Regions from separate parts of the Homo sapiens genome. Here region 2 is linked to region 1. Evidence: read pairs that join two places in POLR2A ChIA-PET (ENCODE). Cell type or tissue: endothelial cell of umbilical vein. All regions are shown on one strand. Links, peaks and the distances in the headings refer to the core of each region. The heading gives the core; the rest is flanking DNA.

Region 1 (7,920 bases), core at 1,551-6,550:
ATTTAAAAAGTCTAAGCAAAAATATCTAATTAAAGCCAAAACACGCCAGTCAGAGAAGTCTAGAATAACCAATCCTTCAATGCAAAGACATAGACATACATCCAAAAGAAACAACAGCAAACAGGGAATCATGACATACCCAAATAAAGCAAGAAAACAGTGATTGACCCTAACAAGGTGGCACTGTGTGAACTCTTAAATGAAAAATTCAAAACAGCTGTTTTAAGAAAACAGAGTGATCTCCAAGATAACACAGAAAAGCAATTCATAAATTTATCAAAATCAGCCGGGGTGGTGGTGCGCACCTATCGTCCTCAAGAGACTGAGGCTGCAGTGAGCTACAATCACGCCACTGCATTCCACATCACCCTGGGTGACAGAGCAACACTCCTTCTCTTAAAAAAAAAGGGGGGGGGAGGGGGGAGAACAATTAAAAGAAATTAAGGCTGGGTGCGGTGGCTCACGCCTGTAATCCCAGCACTTTGGGAGGCCAAGGCAGCCGGATCACTTGTGGTCAGGAGTTCGAGACCAGCCTGACCAACATGGTGAAACCCCACTTCTACTAAAAATACAAAAAGTAGCTGGGCATGGTGGCAGGTGCCTGTAATCCTAGCTATTCGGGAGGCTGAGGCATGAGAACCTGAACCCAAGAGGTGGAGCTTGCAGTGAGCAGAGATCGTGCCACTGCACTCCAGCCTGGGCAACAGAGTGAGACTCTGTCTCAAAAAAAAAAAAAAAAAAAAAAAAGAGAGATTAAAAAAAATTATGAGAGAAATTTAACAAAGAGATTGAAATAACAATTTTTTAAAACCAAATAAAAACCTTAGAATTGAGAAACATATTTTCTGAGCCAAATATTTCATTAGAGGCTGTATTATTAGTCTGTTTTCACACGGCTGATAAAGATATACCCCAGACTGGGCAATTTACAAAAGAAAAAGATTTAATAGACTTACAGTTCCACATGGCTAGGGAGGCCTCACAATTATGGCAGAAGGCAAGGAGGAGCAAGTCATGTTTCACATGGATAGCAGCAGGCAAAGAGAGGGAGCTTCTGCAGGGGAACTCTTTTTTTTTTTTTTTTTTTTTGAGATGAAGTCTTGCTCTTGTCCCCCAGGCTGGACTGCAGTGGCGGGATCTCAGCTCACTGCAATCTCTGCCTCCCAGGTTCAAGCAATTCTCCTGCCTCAGCCTCCCAAGTAGCTGGGATTACAGGCACCTGCCACCACGCCTGGCTAATTTTTGTATTTTTAGTAGAGAGGAGGTTTCACCATGTTGGCCAGGCTGGTCTCGAACTCTTGACCTCAGGTGATCCTCCTGCCTTGGCCTCCCAAAGTGCTGGGATTACAGGCGTGAGCCACCAGCCCGGCCGGGAACTCCTCTCTTTAAAGCCATCAGATCTCGTGAGACTTATTCACTATCACAAGAACAGACACACTCCAGTGATTCAATCACCTCCCACTGGGACCCTCCCAGGACATGTGGGAACTGTGGGAGTTACAATTCAAGATGAGATTTGGGTGGGGACACATGCAAACATATCAGAGACTTTCAACAACAGAATGAAGAGAGGAAAGAATCAGTGAGCTCAAAGATAGGCTATTTAAGAATCCTGTCAGAGAAGAAAAAAACAACAATGAAAAGAAATGAAGATAACCTAAAAGACATATACAAAATTACCTAAAAAGACCAAATCTAAGAATTATTGGTATTTAAGAGGAAGTGGAGAAACAGCAGAAAGTGGAAAGCAATAATAACAGAAAACTTTTCAAAACTTGAGAAGGAGATAAAATCCAGGTAAAGGAAGGTCAGACATACCAAACAGATGTGACCCAAATAAGACTACCCCAAGGCATATATAATAATCAGACTCTCAAAAGGTCAAAAACGAAGAGAGGATCCTAAAAGAAGCATGAGAAAAGTAAAAACATAGAGATTCAATTTGGCTCCCAACAGACTTCTCAATGGAAATCATACAGGTAAGAAGGGAGGGCGACAACATTTTCAAAGTGATGAAAATAAAAATAAAAAACAAAACAAAACAAAAACACTGACATGCAAGAATACTGTCTCTAGCAAAGCTATACTTCAAATAAAATGGAGAGAGAATTTTTTTTTCCTAAGAAACAAAACCTGAGAGAATTTATCACCACCAGACTCATCTTACAGGAATGTAAGATATAAGTTCTTCAATCAGAAAGAAAAACAAATAATGTACAAAAAAGAAAATATTTAAAAATATAAAAGCTACTGGTAAAATCAAATACACAGACAATACAATGCCATGAAACAAGCCTCAACAAATTCAAAAAAGCGAAAATCATACGGCAAACTGTCTTTTCTGACCACAACAGAATAAACCTAGAAATCAGTAGCAAGGGAAACCTCTGAAAACACACAAATACATGGAAATTAAACAACATGCTCCTGAACAACGAATAGGTCAATAAAGAAACTTAATTAAATTTTTTTTAATTTCTTGAAAAAAATGAAAACCAAACACAAAATCTACGGGATTTGGCAAAAGCGATACTAAGAGGAAAGTTTACAGCAATAAACATCTATATTTAAAAAGTAGACTTCAAATATACAACGCAACAATGCACTCCAAGGAACTACAAAAGAACAAACTAAATCCAAAATTAGTAGTAAGAGGGACATAATAAAAGTGAGAACGGAAATAAACTGAGACAAAAAAAACAAAAACAAAAACAAAAAAACAAAAAACAGAAGAAAATTTTAAAAAAATGAAAAGCTGGATTTTGAAAAGATAGATAAAATCAATAAATATTTAGCTAGACTGAGGAAAAAAAGGAGAAGACCCAAATAAATTAGAAATGGAAAAAAAAGATATAGCTGAGACCTCAGAAATACAAAGACTCATTAGAGACTACTATCAACAACTATACAAGCTAACAAATTGAAAAACCCAGAAAAATGGATAAATTCATGGACACACAACCTACCAAAATTGAACCAGGAAAGAAAAGAAAACCTCAACAAACCAGTAACAAATAATGGAATCAAAGCCTTAATTAAAAATCTCCCAGCCAGGCATGGTGGCTCAAACCTGTAATCCCAACACTTTGAAAGGACAAAGAAGGTGGATCACTTGAGCCCAGGAGTTCAAGACCAGCCTGGCCAACATGGTGAAACCCTGCCTCTACAAAACATACAAAATGTATGGTTGTGCATGCCTGTAGTCCCAGCTACTTGGAGGTTGAGGCAGGAGAATTGCTTGGGCCAGAGAGGCGAAGACTGCAGTGAGCCAAGACTGAGCCACCGCACACCAGCCTGGGTGACAGAGCCAAAAAAAAAAAAAAAAAAAGAAACAAAAACCTTGCATCTTTTCCCATTTCTTTTCCAAAGAAAAGTCCAGGATCTAATGACTTTACTACTGAATTCTATATGAATCATACTCAAATGCATAAAACAAAACAAAACAAAACAAAACAAACAAAGAAGAGGAGGGAATACTTCCAAACTCATTCCTTGAGGCCAGTATTACCCAGACACAACAAAAAAAGGAAACTATAGGCCTGGTACAGTGGCTCATGACTGTAATCCTAGCACTGTGGGAAGCCGAGGTAGTGGATCACTTAAGGTCAGGAGTCTGAGACCAGCCTGGCCAACATGGTGAAACCCTGTCTCTACTAAAAATACAGAAATTAGCTGGGTGTGGTGGCGGGCGCCTGTATCCCAGCCACTCAGGACGCTGAAGCAGTATATTTTACCACAATTAAACATTTTTATTAAAAAATTTAGCAGAAGGCCAGGCACGGTGTTTCACACCTGTAATCCCAGCACTTTGGGAGGCCGAGGCAGGTGGATCACAAGGTCAGGAGATCGAGACCAGCCTGACCAACATGGTGGTCAAGTTGCTAACACAGGGAAGTTTTTCAAACCCCAAAGAAAAAGCAACCAACATGGTGAAACCCTGTCTCTACTAAAAATACAAAAATTAGCTGGGCGTGGTGGCAGGTGCCTGTAAACCCAGCTACCCCGGAAGCCGAGGCAGGAGAATCACTTGAATCCGGGAGGCAGAGGTTGCAGTGAGCTCAGATTGTGCCACTGTACTCCAGCCTGGGCAACAGAATGAGACCTCATCTCAATAGATAGATAAATAAATAAATAAATAAATAAATAAATAAATAAATGACAGGGAATAATGATGGACACTGTTGAATATGTGGGAAAAGGGGAACCTGTACGCTGTTGGTGGAAATGTAAATTAGTAGCGTTATTGTGAAAAACAACATGGAAACTTCTCAGAAAACTAAAAATATAACTATGATCCAGCAGTTCCACTACTGGATATACATCCAAAAGAAATAAAATCAATATATCAAAGAGATAGCTGCATTTCTATGTTTACTGCAGCACTATACACAATAGCCAAAATATGGACTCCACCTAAGTGCTCATCAATGGACGAATGATATAGGAAATGTGGTATACGTACATAATGAATATTGTCCTGGCCATAAAAAGAATGAAAACTTGTTATGTGCCACAACATGGATGGAAGTGGAGGTTATTACGTTAAATGAAATAAGCGAAGGACAGGAAGACAAATGATCACATGTTGTCACTGATATGTGGGAGGTTAACAAGTGGATGCTTGGCCAGGAGTGGTGGCTCACGCCTGTAATCCCAGCACTTTGGGAGGCCAAGGCGGGTGGATCACCTGAGGTCAGGAGTTCAAGACCAGACTGACCAGCATGATAAAACCCTGTCTCTACTAAAAATACAAAAATTAGCTGGACATGGTGGTAAGCGCCTGTAATCCCAGCTACTCAGAAGGCTGAGGCAGGAGAATCGTTTGAACCTGGGAGGCAGAGGTTGCAGTCAGGTGAGGTTGCACCATTGCACTTCAGCCTGGGTGACACAGTGAGACTCCGTCTCAAGAAAAAACAAAACAACAACAACAAAAAGCAGATGCTTAAAGATAGACAGTAGATTGGTGGTTACCAGAGACCTGTTAGGGTTGGGGGAGGGAGGATGAAAAGAGTTTGATTAATGGATATAAATATACAATTCAACAGAATAAATAAGACCTATGGTTTATAGATCAGTAGGGTGACTATACAGCACAACAATCTATTGTGTATTTCCAAATAGGTGGAAGAGAATAATTTGTTTATGGCATAAAGAAAAGATAAATATTGGGCCGGGCACAGTGGATCATGCCTGTAATCCCAGCACTTTGGGAGGCCAAGGCAGGCAGATCACAAGGTCAGGAGTTCCAGACCAGCCTGTCCAATAAGGTGAAACCCCGTCTCTACTAAAAAATACAAAAATTAGCCAGGCGTGGTGGCGTGCGCCTGTAGTCCCAACTACTCGGGAGGCTGAGGCAGGAGAATCGCTTTAATCCGGGAGGCAGAGTTCGCACTGGGCCAAGATTGCACCACTGCATTCTAGCCTGGGCTACAGAGTGAGACTCCATCTTAAAAAAAAAAAAAGAAAAAAGAAAAAGACAAGACAAATATTTAAGGTGTTGGACATCCCAATTACAATGATTTGATCTTTAGAAATTATATAAATGTATTAAATTATCACATGTACCCCCCAATACATGTACATCTATTATGTATTGATAATTTTTCTTTTTTTTTAAGAGACAGGGTTTCCCTCTGTTACCTAGGCTGGTGTGCAATCGCATAATCATAGCTCACTACAGCCCCTTCAACTCCTGGGGCACAAGTGATCCTCCTGCCTCAGTTTTCCAGGTAGCTGAGACTACAGCCACACACCAAAATTAGCCATGCCTGGCTGATTTTATTTTTTTGTAGAAACAGGGTCTTGCTATGTTGCCCAGGCTAGTCTTGAACTCTTGGCCTCAAGTGATCCTCCTGCTTTGGCTCTTAAAGTGGTAGGATTATAGGCTTAAGCCACTGCACCAAGCCAAAAGAATTTTTAAATATAAATACAGATAAGTACGTATATTTATAGACAAGACAAGATGAGGAAAAGATACCTTGGAAGTGATCAAGACTAATAAAAACAAATCAGCAGTTCAACGCTCATTTATAGTGCTGGTAGTGGGTATCACTAATTAACTGCACACTCTTACTTAGCCAGGGTAGAGCCTCACAATGCTTCCCAACACTAACATGCCAAGCAGATGCTACCAACTGATGTAAAATTTCCTGACTGATATATATGCAATAAATATTAAGAAAAATTCTTAACACTAGGTTTTGTTAAACACTGGAAGGAACTGTTAATATGTGATGGAACTTAATGACCTTGAAAAACGATATGGATGTGCGATGAGAGAAACAGTTAGAAACTCATCCTTTGGAGGTGGGTTAGGTATGGTATTTTTGCTTTTATTTTTGTTTTTAAGGGAGAGTATCTCACTCCGTTACCCTGGCTTGAGTGCAGTGGCACAATCATAGCTCACTGCAGCCTCGATCTCCTGGGCTCAAGCAATCCTCCCACCTCAGCCTCCCAAGTAGCTGGGACTACAGGTGCATGGCACCACATGTGGCTAAATTTTTATTTTTATTTTTAGAGACAGGGTCTCGTTATGTTGCCCAGGCTAATATCAAACTCCTAGCCTCAAGTGATCCTCCTGTCTCAGCCTCCCAAAGCACTAGGATTACAAGCATAAGCCACCATAACCAGCCTAGGCATGAGCCACCACAACTAGCCTAGGTATTGCGTTTTTCAAGTCCACATACTGGATGTTTTGGGCCTTTTGGCTTGAAGACTTTACATATACAAAGAGATCTCATATATCGTGTTGTTGATTCATCCTTGTTATACAGAATTCAACATTTACAAAAATGGCTATTCCATAAATGGCAAATGGGAAAAGGGCTGTCAATTGGGAATTAGTTCCATATATTGTACTGGACTCTCAGGCAAAGAACATCTGAAAAAGCACTGGGTATTTTTGTTGTTATTGTGATTTTTTACTAAAATAAATGCATTGCATTTATTTTAAAAATACCTTATTACTTTACACAACTGACAGATACATTGGAATATATTAGTATTCCTATTTAAGTGCAAATGTGAAAGATTCCTCATTTATAATTAACAACTTTTATTAAATAACTAGGTCTAGACAGCTAAGAATACTTGAGTGAAGCAATCTGAAGAAGATATTAGAAGAATTTGATCTGGAATTAGACTGGACTGAAAGGAGATTGTGGACAGCCAGGAGAAAACACCATAGTATCTAAAGACTCAGGAGGAAGCAGAACTATTATAACCATTCAGAAAGGAAAGACAGATACTATACTTTCTCATATTTAGGATGCTGAAAGCACCTGGTATGCCACATAAATACTTTGCTGTCTGTTGCCCACTTCTTCGTCAACTTGGCAAGATTATTTTAAAGGCTTCCACTTGGGTGGCTGAGGTGGGCGGATCACAAGGTCAGGAGTTCAAGACCAGCCTGGCCAACATGGTAAAACCCCGCCTCTACTAAAAATACAAAAATTAGCTGGGCATGGTGGAGTGTGCCTGTAATCCCAACTACTCGGGAGGCTGAAGCAGAAGAATTGTTTGAACCCAGGAGGTGGAGGCTGCAGTTGAGACAAGATCGTGCCACTGCACTCCAGCCTGGGGTGACAGAGCAAGACTCCGTCTCAAAGAAAATAAATAAAGGCTCTCACTTTCCCAATTGTCTTAATCTATACCTATCCCAATGGCTCTAAATAAAGGCTGAAAGGGGATGGGAAATGGCTCAGGGATATCCATTAATGAATGAGAGAACTTGCCAAAGGCATTTTATTTGCTAAGTCAGAGGTACAGATTCCTACTATGCTACAAATGCATGACAAAACTAAGAATCAAATATGAATAACAGCCATGACTGTTAATTTTAAGTGTCAACTTGACTAGGAAATGTTGCCTAGTGGTCTGGTCAAACATCATTCCAGATGTTGCTCTGGAAGTATTTTTAGA
Region 2 (7,920 bases), core at 1,335-6,334, 440 kb after region 1:
CTAGCACCTGGCCTATACTGTCCTCTGCCAAATGTCCCAGTTGTGGTGAGCCCAGTGTTTCTCAGAACTCGCTCATTCCCTGGTCCACCGACTCCTCCAGAAGGTTTTGGTAAACTGTCAGTCAAGATAAAGTCAGACGATGAGCCAGAATCATAGTCTTTTTCTGTAAATTCCTCTTTTCCACTTAACATTATTTTAATGAAATTTATCCATGTTTATATATTTAGGTCCAGTTCATTGATTTTCTCAGCCATATAGTATTCTATTGTTTGACTACACTGCAACTTACAAATCTTCCTTTTGTTGGTTGTACTTTTAGGTTGCTTTTTTTTTTACGTTATGAGCAGGCAAGGCTTTTAGGAATATCTTTCCACATATCTCCCCGTGAACATGTAATATTCTCTCTGGTATTTACTTAGAGGGGTACTGCTGGATTATAACATTTGTTCCTAACAATGAATATTTCCAAATTTTCCTAAGTACCTTTTACCAATTTTTACTCCCACCAGCAATGTATAAAAGCTTCTGGTGCTCTGCATTCTCACGAATACCTGGTCTTGCCAGACTTTAATTGAAGTTTGCTAGTTAAATGTGTGTAAAATGTTTCCTCATTGTTATTTTCATTTATATGTGACCAATGAGATTGAACTTTTTTTAATGTCTATTAGCCATTATATGTCGTATTATATGACTTGCCTATTCATATTTTTGGTACACTTTTCTATTTTGTTATTCAATGTTTTTCTCTAGATTTGAGAAAGTTATATATTATATATTCAAAATTTATATATTTTGAATTATAATCCTTTATTGGTTATAGTGTTGCAGATATCTTGTCCCAGAGTATTGCCGTCTCCTTGATTTTTATTATAGTGTCTTATTTTGGGTAAACTTTTAAAAAATTAAAATATAATAGACATAAATGGGGGTAGAAATCTTAAGGGTATAGTTCTATAAATGTTTACAAATGAATCTACCTATGTAAAAATATTATGTGCCTTTTGATGATTTGTTTTGTTTTGTTTTGTTTTGTTTTGAGATTGAGTCTTGCTATTTTGCCCAGGCTGGACTTCAACTCCTGGGCTCAAGTGATCCTCTTGCTTCAGTCCCAAGTAGTTGGGATTACAGGTGTGCACCACCATGCTCAGCTCTTTTGATGCATTTTTAACAATGTAGTTGAATGAAAGAAACTTTCCATTTATGGTTTGTGAGTTTGTGTTTTGTTTAAGAAATTCTCCTTTATCCTAATGTCATAGACATGTTCTCTTACTTCTAAACACTTTAAATAGTTTTGGTTTTATTTCACTTCATGGATATGGAATGGGTATATGTGTGTGTGTGCATGTGCACATGTGCATACAATTTGAAGTAGTGATCCAGTTTTTTAATACGGATTTTATTCAAGTGCTATTTATTGGCCATCATTACCCTCTGATCTACAAATCACCACTTTCATGCATCAAGATTCCATATGTGTGTGGGTCTAATTTCTGGCCACTCTATTGTGTTCCATGGATCTCCTTGTCTGGCTTTGTGCTGTGAGGGAGAAAAAGATATTCCAGGAATATCGGCCCAATAAGCTGATTTTTTTTTGTTCTTGAGAACTGAACTAGATTATCATTTTTTTTTTCCTTTTAAAGTCTTCTCAGATCTTGTCAAAGATTCCAGGAATATCTTTTTCTCACCTATCAAAAAGTTCATTGTTGTGACACCTATAATAAAAAACAGATTAACAAGAGAAAAGCGTACACATTTATTTAATATAAGTTTTACAGAATTGTCTTTGGAAATGAAGCCCCCCGCCCCCACTGCCCACTGCCCAACCAAAGAAACCAGAGAAACCTGTGTATTTTTATGCTTAGGTTTGATGAAGAGTGGTCAGTCTTGCAGAAGTCTGATTGGACAAAAGGGGTATGATCTAATGGTAATAAACTGGGAGGAACTTAGCAAAGCCTGTCCAGATCCTTCTTGGCGACTTTGTGTCTTCAAGGGTAAAGACAGTTCTTTTCTCTGGGTATAGGGGAGGATACTTCTGGAATGAAGGTTTTATGAGCTACTTCAAGAGAGAAGGGTGAGGGAAAGGTGAGAATGACCTTCCTGCTTCTGCTGTTTCCTCAAAGGTCAAGGTGCCACATTTTAAGGTAGAATGTTCTGAACCCATCACTGCTAATACCCATGGCCTTAGTCGCTGTAACTTCATCATAAAATTTGATACTGGGTAGAGCAAAATTTGTTCCCTGTTTTGTGCCATAAATTCTCAATTGTGCACAGAAGCATGAAATCATTCAAATGGTTCTATGAACTCAGGTCAATGAAGGAGAAAACGTACCCGATTTGTAGTCACAGCGTCTAGCCCAGTTCTGGCCTATCTGGTTATGTGACTTTGAGCAGGTCATTCTTCTGTCTGGGCCTCAGCTTTGTTGTCTTAAAACATGTAAATCTGAATGGTTCCGTAGGGTCCCTTCCAACTCAGAAAATCCTGACTCTATCATACCAATTTCGTCTTATTTCTAACAATCTACCCCTATTGCCCAATAAGCCAATTTTTTTTTGTTCTTGAGAACTGAACTAGATTATCATTTTTGTTTCCTTTCAAAGTCTTCTCAGATCTTGTCAAATATCTTAAGTTCAGAAGAGAAACAACTGTCATTGATTTTTCATAAATGTCTCATCTATTTTGTTCGTACTTTCTAAAACAATTTGATTAACACAGAGATTTTAGTTGATCTCATTGGGACTGTAAAAATACCTCTTCCTCTTTCAGAATGGATTATTTCAAGAAGTGATTTAAATGAAAATCAGCATGTAGTTTTATCAGTCAGTTTCAACTAGACTTAGTAGAAGAAACGTTCCCATCCTTATAAAGCAAATGAGTTCTCTAGTGAAATGCTATAACTAGCATGCTTTAGGTTAAGAACTTTTTTTGGCCAGGCACGGTGGCTCACACCTGTAATCCCAGCACTTTGGGAGGCTGAGGCAGGCGGATCACAACATGAGGAGTTTGAGACCAGCCTGGCCAACTTGATGAAACCCCATCTCCACTAAAAAAATACAAAATTTAGCCTGGCGTGGTGGCGTGCGCTTGTAATCCCAGCTACTTGGGAGGCTGAGGCAGGAGAATTGCTTGAACCCGGGAGGCGGAGGTTGCAGTGAGCCAAGATTGCACCACTGCTCTCCAGCCTGGGCAAAAGAGCAAGACTCCATCTCAAAAAAAAAAAAAAAAAAAAGAATCATTCTCATTCATTTACATTTACAAAATGAATACTTAATTGGAGGGTCGGTATAATTATTTACACTACTGAAGGCTTAATTTTTTTTTAAAATGAGGATTCACTATGGAGTTCATTTAAAATATTATTTATTATATTGTTGAAAGTATGGCAAGACAGGTATGATGAAGTTAGGATTTTCTGAGTTGGAAAGGTCTTATGGGGCCAGTCAAATCTACATGTTTTAAGATGAGAAAGCTAAGGCCCAGAAAGGAGAGTGACTTATCCAAGGATTTAATTTAGAAGACTTTTCTGCCCAGAAATCTTTTCTGTGTGAAAAGTTGAAATTTATCTATGTGTTTTTGTTCATAATGTTAAATTACAATGTTATATACATTGAAGGGCAAAACTAGGTTTTGTAAAGTCTGAAGTAATTCAAGGGGTCCCTTTTGAAAAAAAAGGACCCCAAATTACAAATATAAAATTAAGTATAAAATAAAAAATATATGTATATATTTAGAATAGAAAAAATAGGCTGGGCGCAGTGGCTCACACCTGTAATCCCAGCACTTCGAGAGGCTAAGGTGGGGGATCACCTGAGGTCAGGAGTTCAAGACCAGCCTGGCCAACAGGGTGAAACCCTGTCTCTACAAAAATTAGCAAAAATTAGCCAGGCACGATGGTGGGTGTCCATAATCCCAGCTACTCGGGAGGCTGAGGCAGGAGAATCGCTTGAACCAGGGAGGTGGAGGTTGCAGTGAGCCAAGATTGCACCATTGCACTTTAGCCTGGGCGACAGAGTGAGACTCCGTCTCAAAAAAAAAAAAAAAAAAAAAAAAGAATAGAAAAAATTTCACAACATATTATGAAGATTTAGAATTCTGGTCCCTTTCTTCTGAGTTCTTTTTAGGCAATTTATCAGAAACACATATAGTAATGTTTCCAAGCACAGTCTGTCTTCCTCTCCCCACCTAGAATACTCTATAACTCCCAACAACTTCCAGAACTCATGGCTTCATTAGCTTTAAGGTAAATCTGCCTCTGCACACATCATACACATTATTTCACTAATTTTAAGAGTGATCAACAAAGTGAGAATCTGTGTAATGCAGAAAATAAAGAAATCTGTATTTCATTTTTATATCATAACTAAAAACTAAACTCACATTTGTTATAATGTATAATGGAACATATAGACGTTAGCTAAAAATAAGTATGAAGAAAAATGATACCTTTTATTCATTGTCAGTTATATACCAAATTTCAGATTTTAGATGAGGAAACAAAGTCTCATAAAAGTTAAGCAGCCTGTCCAAGGGGACCCAGGTATTTGCATTCTATTACCCCTACCTCCCACCAATGGTTCCAAAAATGACTCTTTTCAGTGCCTAGTGCAGAAGGTTCACAATGACAAATGAGGCCCCAGGGGTGAGCTCAGAAGCACAGAGCAGCTCCCCCAAAACACCAGCCTCATATCCCTTAGGAGATTTCCTAACAAAAATAGCAGACCCCACAGGTGGTTGAAGGTAGAGTTTGGGTAATTCCCCAGCATTTTAGTTATAAATACATTGTATAATGGCAGCCTGCTATGTACCTGTGTGCACTGATGCCACTGTATTTCCTCTTGGCTTGCGATTTTATCCTTTTTTATCAGCTAGTAGAATATAGTAACATATTCGGAACTTTGATTTCTAAGATCTAGCACACTGGATTATCTGAAGCCACATCAATGCCCATTTTCAATACCTGTGTGATGAAATTTATTTAATTTAAAAAGATTGCGTCTTATAAGCCTGGTGAGTATGTTGAGTGATCCAGAGTATGCTCAGAGTGGAGAAAACTAGTCCTGGTCCTGTCCCTATTAGTTATGTCCTGAAATTTGATGATTTTTCTCCTTTGGCTGCAAGCTACAAAATTCTTAACTCCTTGCAATGTAGGATCTTTGGCTATGAAATGAAAGTGTTACACCTAGGACTCTGAAACAGTCCGTGACTTTTATTTTATTTTATTTTATTTTTACAGAGGACTAATATATGGGAATGTTTATCCCAGTATTATTCATAGCGGTGGTAGGGGTGCTGGTGGTGGAAGTAGCCTAGTGAACCATACCAGGAGAATGGCTAGGTAATTTGTGTTGGATGGTTACCATGGGGTGTCATTCAACTATTAGAAGCACCAAACTGGATGCACATATTGCAAAGTAGACAGATCTTAAAAACATATGATATAGTGAAAGAAATAGGAACAATTGGTTCTATGGTACAATGTCATTAACATAAATTTAGAACATGCATTTTAACACAAAGTAACAGTATGCACTTCACAAGGATAACTGGTTATTTAAATACATATATCAAAGACATCAAGTGCTACAGTTGGGGCTGGAGATAAAGGAAGAAAGGGGATGGTGATGAAAAGAAGGACCTTGCATGAACCAATAAATATAGGGTGCCATAAAATAAAAGATATGATTAATTCCATCCTGTGCACTTGAGGTTAAAATTTCTTTCTTTCTTTCTTTTTCCTTCCTTCCTTCCTTCCTTCCTTCCTTCCTTCCTTCCTTCCTTCCTTCCTTTCTTTCTTTCGACTGAGTCTCACTCTGTCACCAGGCTGGAGTGCAGTGGGGCAATCTCGGCTCACTGAAACCTCCACCTCCCAGGTTCAAGCAATTCTCCTGCCTCAGCCTCCTGAGTAGCTGGGACTACAGGCATGTGCCACCATGCCCAGCTAATTTTTGTATTTTTAGTAGAAACAGGGTTTCACCATGTTGGCCAGGATGGTCTCGATCTCTTGACCTCATGATCCGCCTGCCTGGGCCTCCCAAAGTGCTGGAATTACAGGTGTGAGCCACTGCACCTGGCCCGAGGTTAAAATTTCAAAGTTGCTTGATCACTCAAGAATGACCATGGGCCAGGCGTGGTGGTGTATGCCTGTAATCAAAGCACTTTGGGAGGTTGAGGCAGGCGAATCACTTGAATCCAGGAGTTCAAGACCAGTCTGGGCAATGTGTCCAAACTGTCTCTACAAAAAATACAAAAATTAGCCAGGTGTGGTGGCACGAGTGCCTGTAGTCCCAGCTACTTGGGAGGCTGAGGTAGGAGGATCTCTTGAGCCTGGGAGATCGAGGCTGCAGTGAGCTGTGATTGTGACACTGTACTTCAGCCTGGGTGACAGAGCGAGAACCTGTCTCAAAAAAAAAAATGGCTATGATTTTGTATTGAGTCAAAATGAAAAATGTAGACTGAGAATAGTATGAAATATAAACCAAGAAATATATCAAGTATAAAACAATTTTTAAAAATTGATACAATAAGAGGAGGCAGATTTCATATCACTTCAACATTACTGATAAAATGGCTGGGCACAGTGGCTCACGCCTGTAATCCCAGCACTTTGGGAGGCTGAGGTGGGCAGATTGCTTGAGGCCAGGAGTTCAAGACCAACCTGGTAAACATGGTGAAACCCCGTCTCTACTAAAAATACAAAAATTAGCCAGGCTGTGGTGGCATATGCCTGTAATCCCAGCTACTTGGGAGGCTGAGGCATGAGAATCGCTTGAACCCAGGAGGTGGAGGTTGCAGCGAGTGGAGATTGCACCACTGCACTCCAGCCTGGGCGACAGAGCGAGACTCCATCTCAAAAAAAAATAAGAATAAAAATAAAATAAAAATTACTGATAAAATAAAGAGACATAAATTTAAGGAAGCAATTAGAACATATGTGTTAGAACCAGTTCCTCAATTCATATGTGTGAACATGGGTCACATTTGAGTCTTGAAGAGCTTACAGGAAATCCACATGTGATAATAATGAAAGGTTAAATGTTCTCAGCATTGAACACTCACTAGCTTCATCATTTCTGTAGTCTTTCCTTCCTCCAGCCAGATTATTTTTGGCTTTACTTTCTCTGGCCAGGACTGGGCTTCCTCTTCCTTTGGCTGTTGTCTTGGCTGCACATTATTGATATTTCTTTTAAAGAAGTAAATAATTCCTTCTTTGGCCACACACAATATAAACTCAATCTCTCTCTCCCTCTCTCTCTTTCTCTCTCTCTCTCCCTCTCTTTCTATCTCTCTCTCCCTCTCTCTTACACACACACACACACGCACACACACACACACACAGAGAGCTACTCCTAAAACTTCAAATAAAGCCAACCCTACAATTAGTGGTTTAGGAATGAAATTTCATACAGGGGTAAAAAGGGTGGTGTAAATCTGATGATATGAACAAAATGTTCCAGAGAATTTCAAGTAGTTATTTACTCCATAAATAAAGAGATGGCAAGAGCCGAACTTTTTTCATATTCTTTATCAATTCTCTACTTCCATAGCCCAAATCTAAGCATTTAAATTATATTACTATATAGGGTGGATTTAATATTTTATCTGATAATCATAAATCTCATTACAAGGAAGGGATTGAGTTTTAAGCAACTTTTTCTGTGACTACAACTTAATTATTTTTCTTCTTTGGTTGTGAGATTTTTGCCTTGATGTTTAGAGACTGAAAAGATACCTGAAAATGTGGAAGCAACTTTGGAACTGGGTAACAGGCAGAGGTTGCAACAGTTTGGAGGGCTCAGAAGAAGATAGGAAAGTGTGGGAAAGTTTGGAACTTCTTAGAGACTTGTTGAATGGCTTGCCCAAAATGCTGATAGTGATAAGGACAATAAAGTCCAGGCTGAAGTGACTCAGATGGAGATGAGGAA

What was found. ChIA-PET counts read pairs that join two places held together with the same protein. Peaks named below come from ENCODE experiments on the same cell type or tissue, not always from the same donor. Only the 100,000 strongest peaks of a DNase experiment are listed, where the experiment ranks them.
Region 2: POLR2A ChIA-PET joins it to region 1 with 7 read pairs; 3 of 35 experiments call an interaction of 5 or more read pairs at or near these places.

The regions. Positions count from the first base shown.
Region 1 is chr10:63,244,411-63,252,330 of GRCh38, forward strand. The region is part of intron 3 of JMJD1C (jumonji domain containing 1C); the gene reads right to left. Among named protein-coding and RNA genes, the nearest start is that of NRBF2, 120 kb to the left of the region's middle. In endothelial cell of umbilical vein, for the core only: no CTCF peak of the experiment used is centred there; a DNase peak (open chromatin) is centred at 3,521.
Region 2 is chr10:63,685,352-63,693,271 of GRCh38, forward strand. The region is part of intron 2 of LOC107984238 (a long non-coding RNA gene); the gene reads right to left. It overlaps LOC124902438 (a long non-coding RNA gene), which reads left to right. Exons shown (of 2, transcript XR_007062157.1): 2 at 1-1,738. Among named protein-coding and RNA genes, the nearest start is that of REEP3, 170 kb to the left of the region's middle. RefSeq lists an enhancer at 1-295. In endothelial cell of umbilical vein, for the core only: no CTCF peak of the experiment used is centred there; no DNase peak of the experiment used is centred there.